Linked DNA regions of Homo sapiens: all the other regions are linked to region 3. Evidence: chromatin contacts called from ENCODE Hi-C data. All regions are on one chromosome and are shown on one strand. The core of a region is the stretch at or near the end of the contact, and the rest is flanking DNA. Distances in the headings are between cores, read along the strand shown. Region 1 overlaps TFEB (transcription factor EB). Region 2 holds the start of FOXP4-AS1 (FOXP4 antisense RNA 1). Region 3 has its middle 15 kb from the start of ZNF318. Region 4 overlaps TRERF1 (transcriptional regulating factor 1). Region 5 overlaps LOC105375059 (a long non-coding RNA gene).

Evidence for each region. A loop is a pair of places that touch in the nucleus more often than their neighbours do. Pooled maps may share reads with other maps.
Region 1: a pooled map shows a loop between it and region 3 (6-fold over the local background). The contact joins two enhancer-like sites. A Hi-C loop is called at or near these places in 5 of 37 single-sample maps with no recorded cell type and 4 of 50 pooled maps.
Region 2: a pooled map shows a loop between it and region 3 (2.8-fold over the local background). The contact joins the promoter of FOXP4-AS1 here to the enhancer-like site in region 3. A Hi-C loop is called at or near these places in 4 of 37 single-sample maps with no recorded cell type and 2 of 50 pooled maps.
Region 4: a loop to region 3 is called in a pooled map, with 2.6 times the contacts of the local background. The contact joins two enhancer-like sites. A Hi-C loop is called at or near these places in 3 of 37 single-sample maps with no recorded cell type and 4 of 50 pooled maps.
Region 5: a pooled map shows a loop between it and region 3 (15-fold over the local background). The contact joins two enhancer-like sites. A Hi-C loop is called at or near these places in 2 of 37 single-sample maps with no recorded cell type and 3 of 50 pooled maps.

Annotation. Positions count from the first base shown.
Region 1 is chr6:41,712,422-41,716,300 of GRCh38, forward strand. The region is part of intron 1 of TFEB (transcription factor EB); the gene reads right to left. Among named protein-coding and RNA genes, the nearest start is that of MIR10398, 19 kb to the right of the region's middle. RefSeq lists enhancers at 382-1,107, 1,108-1,831. Within about 2 kb of position 1,555, at least 26 of the 41 ENCODE cell types and tissues checked have a DNase peak (open chromatin) inside an H3K27ac peak, as active enhancers do.
Region 2 is chr6:41,547,114-41,551,503 of GRCh38, forward strand. It overlaps FOXP4-AS1 (FOXP4 antisense RNA 1), which reads right to left and starts at 1,508. Exons shown (of 2, transcript NR_126415.1): 1 at 1,265-1,508. The region is part of intron 1 of FOXP4 (forkhead box P4); the gene reads left to right. RefSeq lists silencers at 1-144, 435-584.
Region 3 is chr6:43,382,263-43,386,344 of GRCh38, forward strand. No RefSeq gene overlaps it. Among named protein-coding and RNA genes, the nearest start is that of ZNF318, 15 kb to the left of the region's middle. RefSeq lists an enhancer at 1,237-1,416. Within about 2 kb of position 1,634, at least 9 of the 41 ENCODE cell types and tissues checked have a DNase peak (open chromatin) inside an H3K27ac peak, as active enhancers do.
Region 4 is chr6:42,237,380-42,241,826 of GRCh38, forward strand. The region is part of intron 15 of TRERF1 (transcriptional regulating factor 1); the gene reads right to left. Among named protein-coding and RNA genes, the nearest start is that of MRPS10, 22 kb to the left of the region's middle. Within about 2 kb of position 2,497, at least 3 of the 41 ENCODE cell types and tissues checked have a DNase peak (open chromatin) inside an H3K27ac peak, as active enhancers do.
Region 5 is chr6:42,020,143-42,024,249 of GRCh38, forward strand. It overlaps LOC105375059 (a long non-coding RNA gene), which reads left to right. Exons shown (of 5, transcript XR_001744119.2): 5 at 1,982-2,098. It also overlaps a transcript of CCND3 not described here. Among named protein-coding and RNA genes, the nearest start is that of TAF8, 28 kb to the right of the region's middle. Within about 2 kb of position 2,414, at least 8 of the 41 ENCODE cell types and tissues checked have a DNase peak (open chromatin) inside an H3K27ac peak, as active enhancers do.

The DNA.
Region 1 (3,879 bases), core at 305-2,804, 1.7 Mb before region 3:
GGGCTCCAACCCCGGCTCTGCTTCTCACTAGCCATGAGGCCTTGGGCAAGTTACTGAAGCCTCTCAGGGCCTCAGTTTCCTCCTCGGAGAACAGGACTAAGTCTCCCTGCTCTTGTCTCTCATAGTTGATAGTATCCAAAAGGTCCTGGTACCCCACCCAGGACTCATACCCTTAATCACTAGTCCTCCCTCTTCCTCCTCACCAGGGGCCCAAGGGCTCAAGCACTGGCAGGGGCTGCTGAGGAGCTGACGGAGCCACTGCTGTTGATAGAGCCGGTGCCAGGCCCTGGGCAGGCACGGGGCCCAGGCACACAATGGGGCTGTGTGTGCACCCAGCGTTACTCTGGAGTGGAGCTGGGCAGGCAGGCTGGCATCTGGGGTCAGGCCAAGAATTCATGTCTCTGGAGAAAGCCTCCCCACCCCCTCCCAGGCAGCACAGCTCTTTCCAGGGGTGAGCAAGCACCACCCACTCCCCCACCCGGCCTAGGAAGGGAATGGGAACTTGCTCTGGTGGCAGGTACTGGGAAATGGGGACTCCTGAGTCTAGCCACTGGCTGGGCTGCTCGCTTGCGAGGCATTTTGGACCTATTACGTAATCTGGGGTTGCAGCCTCCTCTTTGGCCAGAGGGAGGGTGAAGTCTGCGGGGGCCAGGAGAAGGAGCAAGAGAAGTCTGGCTGCGACCCCCACCCCATACAGAGGGCCTCAGTCCTCCCTCCCCAGCTTACCAGGGCCCTGGGCTCAGCACAGGTTTTCTGAGGCACCCAGGACTCCTGGCCACCCAGCCTGCACCAGGGTGCTGGGGTACCCCAGGAGAGGAGCTGGCTCACTCCCCAGGAGAATGAGTCACCAGCTGGCTGCAGCCAGGATGGCGAGGCGGGTGGTGGGCAGGTGGAGCTTGTCCTCTCCTGTCCCTGGCAGGTCTTCTCAAGCTGGAAAGCCACTCAGCTGGTATCAGTGCTGACCACAGCATCCCAGCCCAGGCCTCACTGGGCCACTTCTTCTGGTGCAGGGACCGTCTGGCCGCAGGATTCAGAGAGACTTGATCCCCTCCGGTCCCTACGCTGACTCACTCTTATAGCTGTAGGCATGGGCAGCCTACTCCTCTAATTGTCTCTGAGAGGGTGTCAGGCTGCAGGGAAGGGCAGCCACCTACCCCCAGGGAGAAACGCGGTCTGAGGCGAGGAAGGAGGGGAGAACTCAGGCACCTGGTGGGCAGCAGGGAAAGGCAGACAGCCAGGCCACCTTACTCCTCAGGCTGTGGCCAAAACAGGGAGGGCCCCTTTGCATGAATCATTTTCTATTCTCCCCAGAGCCAGGAGGCACCCAGGAACAGGAGCTAACTGGCCCTGCTCCCTGGCTGGCTAGACATGTGGCACCCTCCCTCACGCCCAGTCATAACGACACAGATAGGCGTCCTGATGCATGCCACCCACACTCCCTGAAGGTCATACACAAAGTCACTGTGGCAGCCCAGCCCAGTGGACACAGTTGGATGGCCACCCATCCCCTGACACCCACAGGAACCCCCCAGCCTGAGCTAGAGTGGGCCACACCACATCCTGTAGGCCCCAAACAGTGCTGAGTCTGGGAGCACCTCAGCTCCGAGGGCTCCTTCCTGGTCAGAGGGCAAGGACCTTTCCCAGCCAAGACCACTGCACTGAGTCCTGTGTGTGCGTGTGTGTGTGCACGTGTGTGTGTGTGTGCGTGTGCATGTGTGCGTGTGTGTGCATGTGCATGCGTGTGCATGTGTGCGTGTGTGTGCATGTGCATGCATGTGCGTGCATGTGCGTGCGTGTCTGTGTGTGTGCGTGTGTGTATGCATGTGCTTCTACCACCCCTACTCTGAGAAATCACTCCCATGCCCTGAGAAAAGAGACGGTGAGAACCAAAGGGCCTTCGGAACCTGAGCCCATCGTGTTTGTTTTCCAGATGAACAAACTGTAACTCACATTGGGGAAGTGTCTTTGTTCTAGATTATGAATAAGGCTGAATCTGGAACCCAGGCTGGGGTAGCTTATGGCTAGTCAGACAAAGCAGAGGATGGGGAAGAGGGAGCAGGGGCGAGAAGGAAGAAAAGGGAGGCGAGGGAAAATTCATCACCAGATCAGAGGTGCGGCCTTGATGGTATCATTCCATTCATTCATTTCAAATATTTCTTGAGCACTTACTACATGCCAGCACTCTGGCAGGGCCTTTCTGCCCATATCACCCCTCCCTCCTGTGAGACACTGCTTCTGAGACGGACTATTGTCTTCAGGGGACCCCCATCCCGAGGGTGCGGGGAGACTGGGGCAGCGCTGGAAGCTCTACCCTTGAGTGGCGGCCCGGCCCCAGAGAGGCCCTGGAGGCAGCCTCCTCTGCCCTCCACACCCCAAGGGACTCCAGCCCTCAGGGAATCCAGTGACCACAGCACTCCAGACCCTGATATACAGGTTGGCACTCCTCCGGGAGTCCATGCCAAGTCAGAGGGCACAAAATGTCAGACGACAAGGAGCCTGGGAGTCACCTACCAGAAAGTCCCAGGTTGATGTTAGCAGCAGCACTCCCATTTTCAGACAAAGTCGGCCTGGACCCTTGATATGTAAAACATGAGGATGAAGCCGCTCCATGGAGCACCAGGAGTCAGTGTGAGGAGCAGGAGAGCAGCATGGGGAGTGGGAGGACCACCCCACCTGGCCTCCAACCAGGGCCTCCCCCACGCTCCCAGATAGTACCCAAGGCACCTTCTGGGACTGTGACGAAGAATCTGAAAACCACAGTTTTCTCTGGCCTCTCCATGTTGCGGAAGTCTGGAGGAAGCAGGGAGTATGTGCGGACCACACAGCTTAGGGAGAGCTAGGACCACAGCCCTGGCCCTCCCAACTTCCAGGCCAAGCTGTTTCCCAAGACTCTCAAGACAACAGGACCCCATCCTCCACATGGGAAAGGGACACAGCAACACCCCCACTCCCAAAAAAGTCTCATGAGCCGGGCGCAGTGGCTGACACCTGTCATCCTAGCACTTTGGGAGGCTGAGGCGGGTGGATCACCTGAGGTCGGGAGTTCGAGACCAGCTTGACCAACATGGTGAAACCCCATCTCTACTAAAATTACAAAAATTAGCCGGGTGTGGTGGCGGATGCCTGTAATCCCAGCTACTCGGGAGACTGAGGCAGGAGAATCGCTTGAACCCAGGAGGCGGAGCTTGCAGTGAGCCGAGATCACGCTACTGCACTCCAGCCTGGGCGACAGAGCGAGAATCTGTCTCAATTAAGAAAAAAAAAAAAAAAGTCTCACGGATTCAGGTCCTCCCATGCTCCCAGTACAGGGCAAAAAGCTCCACGTACATCACGCCTATGACCCAGGTATTATCATTTCTTTCTTGTATATAAAGAAGTGGGCGTTCAGGAAGATTAAGTGACTCATCCAAGGTCACCCAACCTGTGAGTGGCAAAGCCCAGATTCCAACCCAGCACATAGCTCTTGACCCCCACTGCAGCCTTGCAGACATCACCACTGTCGTGGTGCCTGGCTATAACAACTTCCTCTGAGCCCCACTGCAAGCCTCATCTCACTCAAAGAAAAGCTGAGAGGTCTCCTACCCAACTCACCCCAACAGGATGTCACATACGGAGCTTCTCAGTAATATAGCACTACCACTGCTACTAATACCACCACCTCTCTATTATACAGCACTTTCTATTTAGGCAGTTCATACAGTATTATCTTACTTAATCCTCACAACACTACACTCCCATCTCCATCTCACAGAGGAGGAAACTGAGGCATACAGAGGTTGATGAGTTGCCCAAGTTTACACAGCTAGGAAAGAGCCGAGCTAGGATTCAACCCCAGGCAGTCTCACCCCAGTGGTACACCCCCTCCCTATAATGTCTGCT
Region 2 (4,390 bases), core at 258-2,757, 1.8 Mb before region 3:
CCCAGCGGGCCGGAGCTGCCTCGGGAACAGGTGGGGGCTGTGGCGCGGCGGGAGTGGGGGCAGCCGGAGGCCGGGGCGGGGAGGGGGGCGGCCGGAGAGGCCACCGAGGCCCGCCCTTCCCCAAGAATCTGGGCCCCGCCCCCTCCCCGCCGGGCCTCTGGGAATGGGGTGTACGGGGGCGCGACCCCCTCCCCGCCCCGAGTCAGACAAAGAATACTTCCCGGCCCAGACTTTCCAGAGCTGGGAAGGGAAGTGGCTCCCCCCAACTCTAGTCGGTACCGGACTCCCCAGGACGCGCCGGAGACAGATGAAAATGGGGGCAAGAGAGCGGGGGATCGCGGTCCTACCCGCCGTGTCGTCTCTGGTGAAGAGGGGACTTGTCTTGCTGAGGTCGCACCTCGGAAGTGCCAGGGCCAGTCAGCCCCTTTTCCATCGCTCGGTCAGCTCGGGGATAGAGCGGAAAACTTCTTGGGGACTTGAGAGCGTCTGGAAATGGCCCCTGTGATTTGTGCGCCGGAGGTGGAGGGTGGGGAAACGATCTGGCTGACACCTCTACTCACCCGCTGTGGAGAGAGCTCCCGCTTCACCACTTAAGGGGGGAAGAGAGGGCGGCCACGGGGGCCCGGAGGCCACCAGGGAAGGAGCCCGGAGTGACCGAGCAGGACCCCCCCCCGCCCCAACTGAGGAGTCTGGTATCTCCCCTGGACAACCCCAGCACCTCTCTGACCGGCGGCGCTTCAGCCTCGGGCTCCTCATCCACGCCAAACAAACTTCCTTGGGCTGCGTCAGAGCACAGCCAGTGGCGCTAGAATGCGACCTGGGGTCCCGGCCGCCCCCATAAAGGACCGGGTAATTTCGCGGAATGCGGATTTTGAGACAGGCCCAGACGGCGGCGGATTCCCTGTGTCCCCCAACTGGGGCGATCTCGTGAACACACCTGCGTCCCACCCCGATCCTAGGTTGGGGGGAAAGGGTATGGGAACCCTGAGCCCAGAGCGCGCCCCGCTCTTTCCTTTGCTCCCCGGCTTCCCTGGCCAGCCCCCTCCCGGCTGGTTTCCTCGCTCACTCGGCGCCTGGCGTTTCGGGCGTCTGGAGATCACCGCGTGTCTGGCACCCCAACGTCTAGTCTCCCCGCAGGTTGACCGCGGCGCCTGGAGCCGGGAATAGGGGTGGGGAGTCCGGAGAACCAAACCCGAGCCTGAAGTTGCCATTCGGGTGACTCCCGAGAAAGCCCGGGAGCATTTTGGCCAATGCGGGTTTTTACCTGAACTTCAGCATCTTCACCCCGGTTTCGGAGACCTGCCTAGATTCGTCCCAGCACGCACTGTTTCGGGTTCGGGATTGAGGGTTAGGGCAGCACACACAGCTTGAGGGGCAATTGTTAGGACTGGCCCGAGTGCCCGCAGAAAGAAAGAGCAGCGGGGTTGTCGTATGGCCTGTAGCTGCGGGAAGGTCTGTGCCGGTCCCACTGTCGAACCCAGAAGCTCACTTTCCACAGAAAACCAGGGCTGAAGGGCCCCCTGACCGCCATGCCCTGCGGGCACCGGGCATTTTGAGCTCTCCCCCACCCCCTCCCCCTGCTGCGAACCAGCCGGTAGGTGCAGGGGCCGAAGGCCAGGCCCAGTGGACCCAGCCGCCTGAAGGGGAGCCACGGCCTCAGAAAACCTCTGCCCGCCCCCGCGGAAAACCGCTGTGGGGAAGTCTGAAGGCCTTTTTTTTTTTTTTTTTTTTTCAACTTGAGAAACTTTTGCCTCGGGGTTTTGGGGCTCTGTTACCTGGTGGCTGGAGGGAGGATACTGGGGCTCTGCTCTTGGTACCTGGACAGCTTGTTGGCTCCCATGGTGCCCTTTCGATCTGAAACTCAAAAAACTGTGAGTTGGGGGAGTCACTCACACTCTAGTCAGTGGGGCAAGGTGGCAAGGGGAAGAGGTGGTTTTGTGGTTGCCCCCTCTCAGCCTCCACACCCAGGGCCAGGGTGAGCGCTGAATCTCTCCTGCGGGACGGGACCCTCAGGACCCACTTTATCCTGGCTCCAGCCTTGCTACTAAGTTTGGGAGACCATGGGAGCCTTCTCTCCTGGCACCAAGGGCTGGGCGCCTGGGTGGAGTTTTCTGTCCTTCTCCCTGTCCTGGACAGGTTTCCCAGGAGTTACGGAGTTGGGGAACCCCTGAGCCCTGGAGAGAGAAAGACCTGACCCCAGTGCTGGAGAACGCCAGGGCCAGAGCATTTGCAAAGGGTCCCACTTGCAAAGGGACCTGCTCCTGTCCCTTTCTGTGTAGGGATCTTCCTCACACCTAGACGCCCCCAGCCCCCTTCCTCTGCCTTTAGAGCCGAAAACTTCCGTTCTGGCTGTAGGCAGGTAGGTCCCTTCTTGCCAGGAATGTGCATATCCTGCTGGGCCCCTACCCCAAACATACCTCTTCCTTGGTGGGAGGGAAGCAGAGGGACTGGGAGAGGAAGGCTTGCTTTTGATCCAGTAATTCCCCCAAATGTTTGCTGAGCCCCTACTCTGCCTGGGCAGGTCCCAGGCTGAGTACTGGGGTACCCAAGCAGTGAAGGCTGGGGTCTGCTGTCTGGACCTCAGATTGTTGGGGTAGGAGAGACAGATATCACATGGTGGGGGGGAGGGTGGAGGGGAGAAGAATGGGAACAGGGTGTCTGTTTCAGAGGAGAGTTGTGAGGTGCAAGGGGAGGGAAGGGTTGTCTCCCCAGGAAGCCTTCCCTGCATCTTAACCCTTCCTACCCCACTGCCTTGGCGGTTTCCTGTCTCTCCAGCCACAGTGCAAGCCCCCCAGTCCCATCCTAAGCAGGCACAATGTCTTTATTTTTTGAATAGCCTAAACTGTGTGAAATAATAATTTCTTCCATCCAAGAAACTCCTCACAGTTTCCCTTCTCACAGATCTTACCACGCTCCAGCTTCCCTAGACCAAGGCAGGGCAGGTACTATTTTTGACAGGACTCTCAGGCTCCGTTGGCTGGAATGACCTCCTCAGATTTGGTTCCAGAACTCTGGAACCCAGAGCAAGGAACTGAGGCCTCCCCAGGGCAGAACATGTGTCAGAGTGGAAAAGGCTTTGGAACTTGGCATTAGAGATGGGACTCTGGAGAACTTAATTAAGCTCTTCGAACCTCAATTTTCTTACATTGTAAAGTAGGTCATAATACCCACCTTAGAGATTCTGTTTGGGAGTTAGATGAGAGAGCAGATGTCAAGTACCTTGCACGGTGCCGGGTGCATGGTAGTACTGATCAAGGGATGGCGTTTATTATTAATTTGCTAGCACTGCCAGGCCACATGTTGGTTGAATATGGAAATACTGAAGTATTAATCTTCATTTTATGGGTTGGGAAAACGAAGTCCAGAGAGAAGAGGCAACTTGTCCAAGGTTACACAGCTACATGGTAGCACAGCTGGAACTAAAATATGGGGCCCTCGACTCCCAGTATAACCAGTAGGGCTTGAGCGTGTGCTGTGGTGAAGGGAGAAAGGAAGGGATGGGAGGAGCTGCCATTCCTCCCTCCTTCCTCCATAAGCTTGGCCTAGGCCGCCTGCCTTCTAGTGTGAATACTTTCTCTTTTCCCTTTAAGTGGAGAGGGGGACTGTAGGTGCAGAATCTGGTGTTTCCACCTGCACACAACCCTGGAGCATTCCCCAGGCACTCCTAAGGTTCTTGTGAGACACACATAAATGGGAGAGAGAATTCCCCAGAATGCAGAGGAGGAAAAATGACTGATAACCCCTCTCTCCAGAAAGGGAGATTTCTAGGGTTTGGAAACCCTAGCCTACACGTCCTTATGGAAGATTTTGGCAGCAAGTCTCAGACCAGTTTGGGACCTATCACTGAATGGATCATCTCAAAGAAGCAAAAGGAAACTCCCCTTGAGCCTGAAGTTATTGGCTCCCTTCAGCGTTGCCTCCCAGGATTCTCTGTGGAAATACACACCTTCAGTCCACTGCCAGTTCCACCAAGCCGGGATCACAGCGGGAACCCTCTTTCCTCTGAATTCTGCCACTTTGGATGCTGTGGTCTTGTGAGATGTTGCTCCTGGGCCCTTGCAGAGCCTGGACGCAGGGCACACCTGCCTGATCTAGAAAACAAGAGCTCCTGGCACAAAAGGTACACATCTGGACAGGGCCGCAGGTGTTGGACCGTGGAGTCACTGTTGCTGTGGTGTGTCGCCCGGGCTGGACATGCCTGGGCCTGGCGAATGCCCTCCTTGCCTTGATCCTGGTCCCAGGATCCCTCTTGAGATCAGGGTCTTTTCCCGGCTGTCCCTCTGGCACAGCCCTGCACCTTCCTTCTCTCCTGTCTGGATGGTAGCCATACAGCCGCCTGTTCCCTGAATCCCAGCTGCTCTGCCCACCTCCCTGGGCCCCATGCTCTGGC
Region 3 (4,082 bases), core at 384-2,883:
TTTGTTAAGGATACAAGTGTATTTTTTTTTTTTTTTGAGAAACTGTCCCACTCTGTTGGCCGGGCTGGCATGATCATGGCTCACTGCAGCCTCAACCTCCTGGGCTCAAGCAATCCTCCCACCCCTCAGCCTCCCAAGTAGCTGAGACTATAGGTATATGCCACCACACCCTGCTAATTTTTTGTACTTTTTGTTGGGACTGGATTTTGCCATGTTCCCCAGGCTGGTCTTGAACTCCTGGGCCCAAGAGATTCCCTTGCCTCAGCCTCCCAAAGTGCCGGGGTTACAGGTGTGAGCTACCACGCCCAGCCACAAGTGTAACTGTAATAGGTACCACCTCACCTATATATCTCATCCCCACCCTTGTATATTTTTGGTTATGAGAGAAATGCTCCACATCGTTGGTCACTATTTCAGAGCTTATGTCACATTCTGTAGGATACCACTCTAATCTTTTTTTTTCTTTCTTTCTTTGAGACAGAGTTTTGCTCTTGTCACCCAGGCTGGAGTACAATGGTGCGATTGCGGCTCACTGCAACCTCCAGCTCCTGGGTTCAAGCTATTCTTCTGCCTCAGCCTCCCGAGTGGCTGGGATTACGGGCATGTGCCAAACACGCTTGGCTAATTTTGTGTTTTTAGTAGAGATGGGGTTTCACCATGTTGGTCAGGCTGGTCTCGAACTCCTGACCTCAAGTGATCCACCCGCCTTGGCCTCCCAAAGTGCTGGGATTACAGGCGTGAGCCACCGTACCCGGCTGATACCGCTATGATCTTATGAGATGTTGTCTCCAGTTGGCAAAATAAAAACTAAGACCTCAGTAAGCCTATTCTATAAGACTAGCTGGAATATACAATAAAACTAAATAAGGAATCCCAGAAGAGTTGAATTGTGTATCCCAGCTGTCTTACTTCTTCCACCGTAAAAGTACTCCCTTGGCCAAAAGCATCATTGTGTGGGATGTCATGTTGAATGCCTTATGAGTCATTCAGTAAGTTTCTGGATGGTGCTGGCAAAAATACAGTGAGTAGGAAAAATATATAGAAATTTAAAGTAAGTTTCTTCTACAATGAAGATAAATTACTGCCCTGTCCATGAAGGAAGAGGTCCAAACTGGCAGTAGCAGGTCAATCTTAGTGTGAGAACGTCCACGTGATTGAGCCTTTACACTCAACATGCATTGCCTCCATCAGTGGTCCCATGGTCACTTTGTTCACAAGCTCATACAGCACACTCTGGTGTAACTAGGGGAAAGGGTGGATACCATCCATAGAGCAGTTCATCTTCTCTACCTGATTGTTGATAACCCTCTTCTACTCACGAGGCACAAATGTTCTCATTATAGTAGATTGGTTTTCTCAACATACGTTCTAAACTCCTTAGACTGGTTTTCTCAACATACATTCTAAACTCCTTCGTACCTTTCTATACTGAGAGTCTAGAAAGATAAAAGCTGTATTTCTCAGATCCTATTACAGTTATGGTTTCAGGTGTAATTGAGATTTTTGCCAATCAGGTATATTCCCATGAGACTTGAATGTGAAACCCAGTTAACTGAGTGATGTGGAGAAAGAGGCAGGATATGAAGTATTCACTTTGCTGCTGTGAATCATGACAGAGGAAGTGTGGTTCTGTGGTTACCGACGTGCTGATTTGCTGGTTTCCTGCAGTGGAAGCCATAGCTTACCCAAGCATAGCAGAATCAGTGAGATTCTGGGTGTGGGGAGTGCTCTTACAAGCTCCACCTAAAGCTTCTTCCCCTACCCCTTACAAATATTGTGTAAGCCACACGTGATCCCTGGTAATAACGCCCTTCTCCCTTAAATTAAGTAGAGTGGTATCTGTGGTCTGCAACTGAATCATGACAGATACTGTCACATTTGGGAACCATTTTAAGAAGTTCTTCCACATTATACTTCTCCAACTTCATTTTAATATCACTTCTAACTCCCTAATCATCTAGCCAAACCATTAACCTCAGACTCTTTTTTTTTTTTTTTTTTTTTGAGATGGAGTCTCGCTCTGTCACCCAGGCCGGAGTGCAGTGGCGCGATCTCAGCTCCCTGCAAGCTCTGCCTCCCAGGTTCACGCAGCTGGAACTACAGGTGCGTGCCGCCATGCCTGGCTAATTTTTTTGGGGTTTTTTTTGTATTTTTTAGTAGAGACGGGGTTTCACCATGCTAGGCAGGATGATCTCGATCTCCTGACCTCGTGATCCACCTGCCTCGGCCTCCCAAAGTGCTGGGATTACAGGCATGAGCCACCGGGCCCGGCCAAATCAGTGTAGACTCTTAACCTGTTTCTCCTTCTGGGAAAACTGGTCAGGTAGTTGTATTTCTTGAAGTCCTGACTATCCTCAGTGTCCTTCAGGGTCACCCTTGATTGGGGGCCACAGTATCACAGCAGCCCATTTCTTTCTAATGCCAGCACATTAGGTGAAGACAGCTACAAACTAATCATGACTTTATTCCACTGCAGTCTGGTAACAAGGCCCATTTCATTGGTTATAGTGGTAGATGAAATAGCAATGCAGCAGAAGTAGTGGTGTGGGTGCTAGGAGCCATTTGTGTTTTCAGGATCTGCTGTGGCCTCATTTTGTGTATGTCATTTCTACTTGATAATGGATCCATGTCCTAGGTATGAACCAGCTTTATACCTAGGAAGACCAGATGATAGCCAGTTCATGATTATGCTGTGATCATGCTGGGTTCCATGATCATGCTGTGTCCGTGGCCCAGCAGCAAGCTGAGAGCTGATTCTCAAAGAGAGAATATTTACCTGCCAAAAGGCATGCTCAGAGGGCCTCTGCTATGATTATTCTATCAGGACATGCCATAGATGATAAAGTACCTCAGTCTGCCACAAACACTTTGAACATTATAAGGATCGCAAGGACTAAGTTGCACTGCAGACTGGACCAGCTGGAGAACCTTTTCTTCCTCTGAATCTCACTCAAGTATGGCTTCATTTCAAGTGACCAGATAAGGAGGTCAGAGCAGTAACCCAAATATGATCAATGTTGTCTCTAAATTCACCTAAGTGATGTGACTCTTTTGGTTTAGGGGTAGGTAGCACAAGTAAAGCAACTTGTCCTTCATTTTGAAGGGAGCACCTGTATGCAAGATCACTAAACATCAAGAAATATCAGTGAAGTGAAAAGCCTTTGTACTTGAACCTCCCTACCTTCCGGTATACATATATTTCCTAAAGCGTGTAAGATACTTGCTATTTTTTACTCCATATGCCCTATTAGTTTGATGTCATGAGTTCAGTGGGCCAGCATATCTTGTGAGATGGTAAGATGGGTCAGGATCCCTATGTGCTAACTTGTAGCAGAGTCAGAAAGTTCATGTAACCATGAGACAGTGTAGATTGATGTGTGTTATATCTGTTGTTTTCTGCTATTAAGCCAAAGAAAAATACTTCACTGGATTAATGTCTTCCTTTTCAATTGCATTTATTTGTTTATTTATTTATTTTACCTTCTTGCCTTCATCAATGTCTTGTTTGTATTTCGTACTTTTCTCTCTCTCTCTCTCTTTCTCTTTCTTTTCATTTTTTAAGAGATAGGGGCCGGGTGCAGTTGCTCATACCTGTAATCCCAGCACTTTGGGAGGCCGAGGCAGGTGGATCACCTGAGGTCAGGAGTTCAAGACCAGCCTGGCCAATATGGTGAAACCCCGTCTGTACTGAAAATACAAAAATTAGCTGGGTGTGGTGGCAGGCACCTGTAATCCCAGCATTTTGGGAGGCTGAGGCAGGAAAATTGCTTGAACCCAAGAGGTGGAGGTTGCAGTGAACTGAGATCAAACCACTGCACTCCAGCCTGGGTGACAGAGCAAGACTCTATCTCAGAAAAAAGAGAGAGAGAGAGAGAGAGAGAGATGGGGTATTCTGTGTTGCCCAGGCTGGTCTCAAACTCCTGGGCTCAAGTGATCCTCCCACCTCAGCCTCCCGAAATGCTGGGATTATGACTGTGAGCCACCATGTGTGGCATCCCTTTCTTTTCACTAACACTCTCTCAAAATAGATGTAACCATTCTTCTGACTTCTAATATCCTTGATCAGTTTTTCTGATTCTTGA
Region 4 (4,447 bases), core at 1,247-3,746, 1.1 Mb before region 3:
TAGGGGTGAGGGCTGCTGGCTCCTGCAGGCCCCAAAAGGGCTGAGGACCAATCAGCCTCATTTCAGCTTTTATTTTACAGTTTACAAAGTGCTTTCACATTTACTATGCCACCGAATAGGCTGTAAACAGACCTGTCGTTTTATAAACGAGGAAGGAAAAGGCATGTCCAGCTGCCCCTGACCTGGCAGGTCATTTGTCTCTGCTAGGCTCTCTGCATAACTCATCACTTAATGCACGTGGGTTCCAGTCTACTCTACCCCTGACAGTGATATAAGTCTGGGGAGCCTATGATTCTTAAAGCCCAGAAGCAAGACTTTCCAAGAAGGATAAAGATTTCTGAAAGTAGTGATACCCTAGGACCCAGAAAACATAAGCTTCCTCTCTACAGTTTGGATTTGGGGTGTGTGTGTGAGAGAGGGAGACAATGCCAGTATGTATGTGGCATTTAGTAGCCCCTCACTGTTTCAGTATTGTCCTTATTTAATATCACATACATGTATACTTGCGATGCAGTATGAACAGGGTGTATTTAAGAAATGGCTTCAGTTTCCATTGGTAAACAGGATTAATTAGTAATGATCACATTTGTTAGAAGACCTCAGTGAACACTGATGTAGGCCTAGTACATTTGACAAAGTGGTTTATGATCTAAGCAGCCAGCCTCTTACTAGTATAGAACATACAGGTTGATTTCACTTAGGTGGTCTTATTTCTGTAAGACTCCACCATCTTTCCACCCCAAAGAGTTTCAGGTAAAACCATGTTATGTCAAACTGGGACTTTGTGGTCTCAAACATTAAGTAGCCCATGGCCTACAGTTTGGCATTTAAAAATAATTACACACAACAGATGACAATGCCATTTGTTTCATGGTATTTGTTATAATGACAATTTTCTCACAATGCCATTGTTTGGCTTAAACATTCTTAGAAGAAATGTTCCATATAGCCACAAAATTATAAGTCACACTGTACCATGATTATGTATGTCTCAGGAATTTAGATAGGTGTTATTTCAACTGGCAATCTATAAATCACAAAATGATTTACCATCAAACCACATGGCTCACCAAAGTGACTAAGAGATACAAAAATACAAGAACAAAAATCTTAACATGTAGAACTTCGTAACAACAAGTTGGTCATTTTATGATATATTGTGAAACAAAACACTTACTATATTCCAAAATTAGAAGGTGGGCAAATATGGGGGTGGGGAGGAGGCCATACATTTAACATGGTGCTCAGACCCTCGAGTGTCCACAATAAGAGTTTCTTGAGGAGGATATTTTTATTTCCCAAGCATGCAAATGGAATTCATATTATGAGAAATTGGTAAGTCAGAATACAAATGCTCAACAACCCAAATCTGCTCAAAGACACAAATTTGTGTGTTAGTCACTAATAATAATGATGACGATGACAACATTGAATGCCTGCTGAGAATCATGCATTTCACACACACACACACACACACACACACACACACACAATTTCTAGTTCTCATAACACTGTAAAATTTTTTCATTTTTAAACAAATGAGGAAATTGACCCAATAAATAAGTTTCTCAAGGTCACACAGCTGGTAAAAAAGTTGAACTGAGATTCAAAACCTGGCCTATCTTATTCCAAAACCTCAACCTTCTTCACTCTTTGGTCTGGCTGCACATGTCCACAGGTGCATGTTTATCCATCTGTAAATGGCTTAGAGATCCTAAATCTCTCAATATTACTGGAACCAGCTGCTTTGAAATGCCAAAGGGAAGGAGGATGTTTCCCAAGGCCCCCATCAATGGACTGTGCTGTAGGTAACTGTGCTGACATCATGGTGAGTTCTACCTTTGCCCTTGGAGCCCTGATTGCTGTTTTCCACAGTCAGTTAACTGCCTCAGTTGGTTTCTTGAATTGTGCTAAATTTTGATCACAGCCAGCCCCATATATTTGTCCTGAGTCGGGGAGCATGAGCACAGGCAGGGGACAGGAAGGTGTGGCCAGCACCTTCTCCTCTCACCTCATTAACAGAACCCATCTTGGCTCCCTGCCTCTGCTTCCAGTCACACTGCCCCTGCTGAGTGAGCAGCTGTGCTCTGTTGACCTCCCGGCTACTTAGCTAAAGGGCAATCATTCCTTTCAAACCTCCTTCTTTTCCCCTCTCAAGTCCTCAATAATCCCTGAACCACCTGAGCATGTTCCTTCATGTTCCATCTGGAGGGAAATGGTCACCCGCCCTTACGTAAAACATTGAAGATACATGATCAGGAGAGCTATCCCAGGTGTCCCAGGCAGGCCCCGAGGACAAAGAGTAGGACCACATCTTAGGACTGTGCCTTGCACACCCTCCCCAGGCGCACCCTCCCCAGGATCCCCATGATCCCAATTTTTCATCTCCACTCGGCAAACTATGCTTAGAAGGCTGACTGTGCACACAGTGCCCACAAAGGAGCTGTGAGCTGCCATATTGGCCTTTAATCAAGATTTTCTTGTTTTTTTTTTGTGGGCCTGAGTCATCTCTGCACATAAGCCTTTTGCTCTCCCTAAGCTCACAAGTAATGAGGGTGTGGACACTCCTGGCCCAGCCTAACACTGGCTCCTGGTGAATAAACCCAAGAGGGTGTGGCCCCTTGGGCACCCTCTTACCCTCTCCTCCTTAATCTGAAGCTTCACGCCGGCCTGGGTCTCCCTACCCATCTTCGAAGCCCAGGCAGTCCGAGACGGTGCCTCTGCCTTGTGTGGAAACATCTTTGTTAGTGTCACTCCTCTGCTCAGCATCCCCTTGTTCATTCCATCTCCCTCCAGTGAATTCACAGAAGGAATGTTTATGAATCAGAGCAACTCCTATCTTCGAAAAATATTCACTCATTCATTTAACAAACATTTATTGAGTGACTGTATTATGCCAGGCACTGTGCACTGTCCTAGGCACTTGATAACACCCAAGCCTAAGATACACCAATTTACCTTAGAAGACCATATTCTCTGATTTTGCCCCTCTTCCAAAACACGGCACTGACAGAGCCCAGAACATTCCAGAATTGGAAGGGACTTTCTAAATCATTTAAATCATCTGGCCATTTTACAGACCAGCAAGCCTAGGAGCAAAGCCTAGGTCTTCAAGGCTAGGAATCTTTGTGCTTCCTTGTTTACTGTCTCTTCTACTCATTTGGAAAGCAATGCTCTGTGTGACCTGGGGCAAGCCCCTTCCTCTCTCTGGGTCTCAACTTTCTTCCTGTAAAATGGTGAAATTGGGTGAAAGAGTCCTTAACGCTGCATCTAAGACTTTCTGGATCTCATTGCATACTGCTTTTAAACACTCTTGGGGTTCATGGTGTATTTCCACTTACATGTGTTATATCTTCCCAACAAGGACATATGTTCTGTGTGGTCGGGGGAGAGGAGGGAAGGGCCATTTAACATCCCGGGTTACCCACAGCACTACATACACATTGCTGTTTACATTGTGGGAGTTCAACTGCTTTTAGTTGACTGAACTGGAGGAGAGCATACTGTTTTTTGTTTTTTGTTTTTTTTTCTGAGATGTAGTCTCACTCTGTTGCCCAGGCTGGAGTACGGTGGCGCAATCTCTGCTCACTGCAACCTCCACCTCCCGGGTTCAGGCAATTCTCCTGCCTCAGCCTCCTGAATAGTGGGGACTACAGGCGTGCACTACCACGTCCAGTTAATTTTTTAGTAGAGATGGGGTTTCACCATGTTGGCCAGGGTGGTCTCGATCTCCTGACCTCGTGATCCACCTACCTTGGCCTCCCAAAGTGCTGGGATTACAGGTGTGAGCCACAGTGCCTGGGTGATCACATGTTTTTTAAAACATTAGGCCACAAACGAGCAAAAGACTATTCTGATATCATACATCACTACTTAAATGAGTCAAACAAAAGCCCTGGTCACAAGAAATCCTGAATGTAGAATACTGCCATCTCTGATTGAAAAAAATAGCAATACCATTCTATTCTACAGATTTCTACTTTCTCTGTTATTTGGGCTCAAATATAAATGTATTTATGTATGTATATTTCATAGCTAGGATCAATTATTAGTTAGAAGCATAGGCTTTGAAGCATTAATGAGTCCAATTTTTTTTTTTCAGATGGAGTTTTGCTCTCGTTGCCCAAGCTGGAGTGCAATGGTGCAATCTCGGCTCACCGCAACTTCTGCCTCCTGGGTTCAAGCGATCCTCCTGCCTCAGCCTCCCGAGTAGCTGGGATTACAGGTGTGTGCTACCACGCCTGGCTAATTTTTTGTATTTTTATTAGAAATGGGTTTCACCATGTTAGCCAGGCTGGTCTCGAACTCCTGACCTTAGATGATCTGCCCACCTTGGCCTCCCAAACTGCTGGGATTACAGGTTTGAGCCACCGTGCCTGGCCAAGTCCAAATTTTTTATACTTCTTTAAGAAAATGTGTGGCCAGGTGCAGTGGCCTGAGATTACAG
Region 5 (4,107 bases), core at 1,164-3,663, 1.4 Mb before region 3:
GTGGCCGGCGCCCGTAGTCCCAGCTACTCAGGAGGCTGAGGCAGGAGAATGGCACGAACCCAGGAGGAGGTGGAGCTTGCAGTGAGCAGAGATCGTGCCACTGCACTCCAGCCTGGGCGGCAGAGCGAGACTCTGTCTCAAAAAAAAAGAAAAGAAAAAAGAAAAACCTTAAGAACAAAGTCTTAATAAATGAATGCACGTTTCCCTAGCCCTTCTTGGCGCCTGCAACTGACCCAACATGCAGAAGGTTCTTGGCTCTCTCTCTGTCCTCCCTTGCTCCACTGTGTTGATCAGGTCCCCGGAAGGACTCTGTATGGTTCCAGCCTTCATCCACATGCCCTCCCCAGATCTAGACACTTGGGATGATGGTGAGGGGCTGAAGCAAGAATCCCTGGCCTTGCCAGGATGGTCATGGCTCCCACCCTGCCCTTGCCTTGCATCCCAGCCCTCCAAACTCTACCAGTTAACCTCTAAAGACCACTCGGCTCTCCGGGAAGCCTTCCCCTCACCCGTAGCCTCCCCTACTCCCCTTCTCTCAGAATTCCCACAGCACAGAGAGCCTGCACTCCAAGACTTCATGAGCAGTCACCCCCTTTATCCAGTTTCACTTTATTTATTTATTTATTGAGACGGAGTTTCGCTCTTATTGCCCAGGCTGGAGCGCAATGGCATGATCTCAGCTCACCGCAACCTCTGCCTTCTGGGTTCAAGTAATTCTCCCGACTCAGCCTCCCGAGTAGCTGGGATTACAGGCACGTGCCACCATGCCCGGCTAATTTTTGTGTTTTTAGTAGAGACAGGGTTTCTCCATGTTGGCCAGGCTGGCCTCAAACTCTTGACCTCAGGTGATCCGCGTGCCTCGGCTTCCCAAAGTGCTGGGATTATAGGCGTGAGCCACCGTGCCCAGCCTCAGTTTCACTATCTTTGGTTTTAGTTACCCATCGTGCAGTACAAAAAGATATTTTGAGAGAGAGAGAGAAACAGACCACATTCACACAACTTTTATTACAATATATAACTGTTCTGTTTTATTATTAGTCATTGTGGTTAATCTCTTACTGTACGTAATTTATACATTAAACTTTATCATTGGTATGTATGTATAGGAAGAAACATAATATACAGAGAGTCTGGTACTATCCGCTGTTCCAGGCATCCACTAGGGATCTGTGAATAAGGGGGACTAGTATTTGCCACCTTCTGTTCTGTTTCCCCTCACTCATTTGTTGGACCAACTTTTCCTAAGAGAATATCCTACAGAGTGATGGGCACTGCTGGAGAAACACGGACGGGCCCAAAGGCACAGAGCAGTCATCCTTCACATGTGCTGAATGAATGAGAGAAGGGTGGAAACCAATGAGACACAGAGCCTGTCCTCAAAGAGCTCCTAGTCTAGTAAGGACAATAATAGGTGTTGTTATCCACACATAATACACACTAGGAAACACCACCCAGGAGGCAGGGTATGTGGGAGGAGGAACTGGGTGGATTTAAACTGGGCTTTGAAGACTGGTCAAGTTTGGATGGAGAGAGGAGGATAAAGGGCATTCCAGGAAGGGGGACAGTGTGCACAAAGCAATGGAAGCAGGAACACCCCAGGATCTATTAGATCTAGCTAGCAGGGAGAGGGTTATAAAGATTCACTGTGGGTAAAGGCCTGGAAAGGTGAGTTGAGCCCAGATCCTAGGAGAACAGAACACCAACAGAAGGTGAATTTGATTTTGCAGGCCTTGGGAAGCCTCTAACAGTCTCTGAGCTTTAGAAATGTACAGTAATCCAGGTGGGTGCCCATAAAGGGCTGAAGGAGGCTGGCAGCCACAGGGAAGAGAGACGGAGAAGAAATTCCAAGCTTTGTTACCACCTTGCTAGCTTAAAGGAAGCAAGCATCACATATTAAGTGCTGACCATGGGGAAATCACTGCTCTGTCTTTAATCCTTGAAACAGTCGTGTGAGATGAGACAGTATGATCTCAATTTTCAGATTGAGTTCCACAAGGCTGAAGTTTGCCCATGATTCTGCTGGGAGAGATCCACGATCATCTTGCCAGGAAACAGTTCCAAGGATCCGAATCCAAGTTGGCCTGAATCCACAGGCCAAAGCACCCTCACTTTCTCCTATAATGTCTTTCATATTTACCAGTATCTAGCACTATGATGGTTCAGTACACACTGGAATGAGTGAATGAAGAAATGAATGAACAAATGATTGGATCCCAGGTTGGTAAAGAAAACCTCTCAGCACACACAAAAAGGGTGGAGGATGGAGGCGGGGAGGAGATGTAAGAATAAATGGAAAATAAAACAAACAATCGTTGTATTACCACTTCCTCTGGGGCTGGGTCATGGTTTTTAACGGTGTGCAGCGGGCACATCCAGTGTGGTACAGGCACATCCACAAAGAGAAACAAAGAGCTATTTATTTACTTCCTTTGAGGGGTAAATAAAGATCAGGTCAAAACAGGCTCCCCCCAACCGCCAGGGGGTCTTCCCCAGGTGTTGATGCAGCACTTGGCCTGGAGCAGTCACAGGTGGCCTCTGCTTGTGTGTCATCCCGCCTTCCTTTACACATGCGTGGGTCTGGCTCGCAAGGGAGGCCCCATGTGCAGTGGGGAAGTAGCGTAAGGGGAAAGGTGGCAGGGCAGGGCTTCCTCACCCCTCCGCCAGTGCAGCCAGGGCAGCAACATTTATACCACCAGGAGAGAGATGGGAGAGTCAACAAGTGGGATGGCGCTGGCCTAAGAGCTGGCTCGGGGTGCTGGAGGCCCCATGCTGGGCCAGGCAGTAGATATGCAGATGGCTGCATCTTGTGGGGATAGGACTAAGAGGGGGACCATGTACGGGTACAGCCAATCCCCATTATTCATGGAGTCTGTATTTGTGAATTTGCCTCCTTGCTAAAATTTGTGACCCCGAAATCAATACTTGAGGTGCTTTGTCATCTTTCACAGACATGCGCAAAGCCATGAAAAATTTGAGTCACCCAACATGCATGTTCCTGGCTGAGGTGGGACAGGGCAGTGCTCTGCCTGTTTCAGCTCTCGTAATGTAAACAAGTGTCCTTGTCACAGTCTACTTAGTGCCACCTTTTCTGCATTGCTGGGTTTTTTGTTGATTTCGCTGTTTGAAATGGCCCCCGAGCCTAGGGCTGACGTGCTGGCGAATGTTTCTAAGTACAAGATGACTGTATGCGCCTTACAGAGAAAATACATTAGATCAGGTTTGTTTGGGCATGAAGTATCGTGCTGTGGGGCATGAGTTCAATGTTAATGAGTTAACTATATATTCAATAAGGTGTCTTCAAACAGAAACACACAGAAAACAAAGTTATGTATTGATTAGTTGATGAAAGTCTTGTGACCAGTGGCTCACAGAAACCTAACCCTGTATTTCCCCTAGGAGCAATGGGCCAGTGTTCACCAGTTTGGTGTTCGTGGTGACTGTACAGAATATAACTGGTGAGAATAGCGAGAACTGGTAGTATTTAAATATTATAATAACTAGGGTAGCCGTATCCTTTGGGTACCTGTGAATGCCAGTCTGTATCTACTCATCCATCCGCCATCTATCATCTATTAAACACTAAGTACAAAATCCAACACTAAAAGCAAAAAATACAGGATGCAAGCAGGGTCCTGACCCTGTCACTGACCATCTTAACTGTACAATGGGGGAATCTGTACGTTAAGACTGACTCTGAAGGTTTTATTATTTTATTTGGCTTAGATATCCCTAGGTTGATATACTAGCATTGGGGCCTAAAAGTTTTGCCAGTGTTTACATCAGGCAAACACCTGTGTCACAATAACAGCCTAATACATACACTTATTAGGGCCAGGCACTGTTCTGAGTGCTGTACGTGCATAAAGCCTCCTAACAACTCATGTAATCCTCCTAATAGCCCTGTAAGGTGGATACTATTATTATCTCCAACTTACAGATAAGGGCACTGAGGCACAGAGAGGTTAAGAATGCACCCCATGGCTGGGTGCGGTGGCTCACACCTGTAATCCCAGCACTTTGGGAGGCCGAGGCAGGTGGATCACGAGGTCAGGAGATGGAGACCATCCTGGCTAACATGGTGAAATCCCGTCCCTACTAAATATACAA